Linked DNA regions of Homo sapiens: region 2 is linked to region 1. Evidence: chromatin loops called from intact Hi-C (ENCODE). Cell type or tissue: ovary. All regions are shown on one strand.

The links. A loop is a pair of places that touch in the nucleus more often than their neighbours do. Peaks named below come from ENCODE experiments on the same cell type or tissue, not always from the same donor. Only the 100,000 strongest peaks of a DNase experiment are listed, where the experiment ranks them.
Region 2: it touches region 1 in a loop (7-fold over the local background); 3 of 110 quality-filtered maps call a loop at or near these places.

Annotation. Positions count from the first base shown.
Region 1 is chr5:157,776,099-157,778,598 of GRCh38, reverse strand. No RefSeq gene overlaps it. Among named protein-coding and RNA genes, the nearest start is that of LSM11, 34 kb to the right of the region's middle. In ovary, no CTCF peak of the experiment used is centred here; no DNase peak of the experiment used is centred here.
Region 2 is chr5:158,086,128-158,088,627 of GRCh38, reverse strand. No RefSeq gene overlaps it. Among named protein-coding and RNA genes, the nearest start is that of CLINT1, 230 kb to the right of the region's middle. In ovary, no CTCF peak of the experiment used is centred here; no DNase peak of the experiment used is centred here.

The sequences.
Region 1 (2,500 bases):
GTATTAGCCTCATTAACCAGAAGAAGAAACTGAGGTTTTATAACCTGTATGATAGACTGAGGAGAAAAACATGGGCTATTTCCAGAGAATATGCAAGTAAATTCTCAAATATTTAGCACCACTAACACCAAATGAGATCATATTTCTTAACAAAAAACAGAGATCTATGGTATGGGAAGAGGCTCCTGGGCTACGTCTCATTGATTCAGATCACTGGATGGGTGGAGGAAGCGAGGCCTGGCCTCTTACACCACATCAAAGCCCGGGAACCCAGGCAGAGTGCCAAGCCTTGTCAATTTTACTGCCTCCAAATGGAAAAGGAAAGCACAGGATGGAGTTGAGGATACGGTCTGCGGCTTGATTACAGGTGTCATCAGGACAGCCTGCACAAACCCACTACAGGAGGACCTGGCAGATACAGTGCTGGTTTTTCAGTAGCTGAAGCAATGTTGCCCAATGAATGGCAGTTTGGGTTTTTTTTTGGTTGGTTTTTGTTTTGTGATTTTTGGTAGATGAATATTCTTAAATTTAATAATTACACACTTAATTTTTTCTTTTCTGTTCTTTTCCTTTCTTTTTTTTTTTTTTTTTTTTTTTGAGACAGAGACTCGCTCTGTCGCCCAGGCTGGAGTGCAGTGGGGAGATCGCGGCTCACTGCAACCTCCGCCTCACGGGTTCAAGCAATTGTCTGCCACAGCCTCCCGAGTAGCTGGGATTACAAGCGCCCACCACCACGCCCGGCTAATTTTTGTAGTTTTAGTAGAGACGGGGTTTCACCATCTTGGCCAGGCTGGTCTTGAACTCCTGACCTTGTGATCCACCCGCCTTGGCCTCCCAAAGTGCTAGGATTACAGGCAAGAGCCACCGCGCCTGGCCTCTTTTTTTCTTTTTCCAGGCTGGAGTGCAGTGGCACCATTATAGCTCTCTCTAGCCTCAACCTCCTGGGCTCAAGTGATCCACCTGCCCCAGCCTCCCAAGTAGCTGGCACCACAACATGTGCCACCAAACCCAGCTAATTTCTTTTTTATTTTTTGTAGCAACCGAGTCCCACTATGTTGCCCAGCCTGGTCTCAACCTCTTGGGCTCAAGCAATCTTCCTGCCTTGGCCTTCTGAGTAGCTGGGATTACAGGCATAAGCCACCACACCTGGCCCCACACCTAACTTTTTGATTACTTTTTTTCTGAGACAGAGTCTCACTCTGTCGCCCAGGCTGGAGTGCAGTGGTGAGATCTTGGCTCACTGCAACCTCCACCTCCCAGGTTCAAGCAATTCTCCTGCCTCAGCCTCCCAAGTAGCTGGGACTACAGGCATGCACCACCTTGCCCGGCTTTTTCTTTTTGTATTTTTAGTAAAGATGGGGTTGGCCAAGCTAGTCTCAAAATCCTGTTGGCCAATCCATGTTGGCCAAGCTAGTCTCAAAATCCTGACCTCAGGTGATCCGCCCACCTTGGCCTCCCAAAGTGCTGGGATTACAGGTGTGAACCACCACAAATAACCGAGGTATCTATTTTATACCTGGAGGTGGTACACAAACTATTTTACTGATAGGATGTTCAATCAACAAGGTCTGGTCACTACCAGCTGTGAAAACGAGTTGCTGAGCCCCAGCACACACACTACTGTGTTTGTGGCTGTTTCCTCTCAGCACACTTGCTTTCTCACGCCCTAGCTGCATCAAAGGGAGGGCAAAGTGAGAGAGAGCACAGGACCCTGACGAATCCACTCTTGCATAGAAGATGTGTGTCCAGGGGTCAACCTCTCATCTGAGGGCTCGAAGGCTGTTTTTTTTTACAGTCCTTTGGAGATCTCAAAACCCAACCACCTTGATCCAGTTCTAAATTTTAAAAAGGAAAGATCAAGATGGAGTGTGATCCCCAATTTTTCTTAGTAACTATTTATAATTCAGAATTTATTTTTCTAAAACAATGGTTTACAAAGCCACGCACAGTGGCTCACGACTGTAATCCCAGCATTTTGGAAGGCCAAAATGAGAGGATCGGAAGTGAAAAGGATCGAAGCAGGAGGATTGCTCGAGCCCAGAAGTTCAAGACCAGCCTGGGCAACAGCTTGGTTTTTGTAGACTCCATGTCTACAAAAAAATACAAAAAAAATTAGCCAGGTGTGGTGGCATAGGCCTGCAGTACTGATTACTCGGGAGGCTGAGCTGGGAGGATCACTTGAGTCCTGGAAGGTCAAGACTACAGTGAGCCATGCTGGCGCCACTGCACTCCAGCCTGGGCAATAGAACAAGACCCTGTCTCCCTGTCTCAAAAAAAAAAAAAAAAAAAAGGTTTACAGTAGTTCATTTTCTTAGACAAGACCTACTTAATAATATTCAAAGTGGCAGACACAGAGATTTGCAAAGACAATTTGTAGATTATAATGCTGTTACAATGCCAGTGATCCAGTGATCAAATGAAACAAAAATGGAATAAGAATAGTTTACTTTGGGCTGAGTATGGTGGCTCATGCCTGTAATCCCAGCACTTTGGGAGGCTG
Region 2 (2,500 bases), 310 kb before region 1:
TTGAACCTGGGAGATTGAGGCTGCAGTGAGCCGTGATTGTACCACTGGACTCCAGCCTTAGTGACAGAGCAAGACCTTAAGAAGAAAAAAATTAAGTTTCTATTTTGAAAAAGCCAAAATGCAAATACCAGGAGTACATAATAAACAACTTGCAGGAACACAAAAAAGGGGGACAAGAAGACTCATCCACCTACCGCACCAGCTATCATTGTTCTAACGCCTTTGAAAATCCAGGGAGTTGTGACTCCTAAGGAAACTTAATTAAAGATCCTGGATACAAGTGTAACTGAGGGCTGGAGTTCTTAAAATCTGGAAGGTCATGGAGTCCAAAAGTATCTGATAAAAGCTGTGGATCTTTCTTCAAGGAATGTGAATGCATAAAATAGCCGCCTACAGCTGCAGGGTGTCCTAACTTCTTGAGGTTCGTGTAGGTACAACAAACACTAACATCAATCTAGGTATACCGCTAACAAGATCCTTCCACTACCTGCCTATTTGATGAAAGGTTTACCAAGAAGGTCCCATGACCAAAAATATCTTCCCCATGGTCCTGATACCAGTGCCTAATATCTCAATATTAGAAATTCTTTGGGGTCATAAATCATTCTATTCCAAAAATACATGCACATGTATGATTATTGCAGCACTATTCACAATAGCAAAGACATGGAATCAACCCAAATGCCCATCAATGATTGACTGGATAAAGAAAATGTGGTACATATAAACCATGGAATACTATATAGCCATAAAAAGGAATGAGTTCACGTCCTTTGCAGGAACATGGATGGAGCTGAGAGCCATTATCCTCAGCAAACTAACGAAGGAACAGAAAACCAAACACTGCATAAGTTTCACTTATAAGTGGGGGCTGAACAATGAGAACACATGGACACAGGGAGGGGAACAACACACACTGGGGCCTGTTGATGGGGGTGGAGGTTAGGGAGGAAGAGCATGAGGAAAAATAGCTAGTGCATGCTGGGCTTAACACCTAGGTGAGGGGTTGATAGGTGCAGCAAACCACCATGGTATACGTTTACCTATGTAACAAAATTGCACATCCTGCGTATGTATCCTGGAACGTAAAACAAAATTTTTTTAAAAAATTTGTTAATGGAAAAAGTGCTTGAATAAAATAAAAATGCAGTAAAAAAAAACTTGTATTTATTTAAAAAAGAAAAAAAGAAATTCCTTTGGGTCAAGGCATTATTACCTATAACGCTGCAAGAAGTTCTGAGAGATTTAACACATTAAGCTTGTATCATTCATTCATTCATTTTACCAACAAATATTTACTGGGCAACTACTATATTCCAGGTGACAGGGTAAACAAGACAGTTCTCTTTGAACTCAGAATCTAGTGTGTATGAGAAAATGGGCAGAGAAATGGATAATAAATGCATAAACAAATGAATTAGTACCGTCATTGGTTGATGATGAGTGCTGTGAAGGCAAGAAGACAAAGTCATGGAATAGAAAAGCTTGTCAGAGAACACAGTCACATTGGGTGCTCAAAGAGCCTCCCTGTAGATCTGACAAGTGAGGATAAGCCAGTGTATTGAAAGATAGGAGGAAAGGCATGTCCGTCGTGGAAAAAATGTAATTGAAGCTGCACATCACATTCTCTCTCAGATGAGGGCAGCTTCTAAAAATAGGAAGAAAGCAAAGTCCAGAAAAAAATATATTGCAGAGAGAAGGAAGGGTATAATCACAGGGAAGGCACAAATAGGGAAAGACTTTGAAAAAGATAGGTAGGGAACAGAGGTAAGAGGCCAGACCTGATTGGAATTATACCTTGGAATAGTTAGAATCCTTTCAGCTGCAAGTGATACACATCTGACTCAAACTGGCTTAAACAATAAGGAATGTCACTGGCTCAGGCAAGGTGAAATTCGGAAGTGATGCAGGATTTGGGTGTGGTACCATCAGGGCTCCAGCTCTGTTTTCCTTGATTCTCAGCTGTGTCCTCCTCAGTAGAGAGATAAAGATCAATATAGATGATAGAAAGTATAGAAATAGATACAGATAGAGCTGTAGGTATAACTATGCATCTACTATTTCCAGGTTTTTCTATTCCTCTTTGTCCCCAAAATGTTTCTAGCTTTGTTCACTAGGTTTCTTCCTCTCTCCAGCTCTTTGGGACAAATTCTGCTAAAATCAGACTAGTTCCTTAGACTTCATGACATAAGGCAGCAGGGATAGATGAACAAAGGCTAGAATGAAGATGTCATGTTCTGGGAATTTTATAAAATTCTAGAAAAGGAGAAGCCACAAGGAATGAAGGAATTAGATGATTAGAGAAGAGGGTATTTTTTAAAAGAGCTTTTGTGGCAGACGTATCCCCTTCCTAATGTTTGGGAAACAGACTCTCCAATAAATGGTGCTGGAAAAACTGGATGTCTACATGCAAAAGAATGAAATTGGACCCTTAGCTTATACCATACAAAAAAAATTTAACTTTAAATGGGTCAAAATTTTAAATGTTAAGACTTGAAAC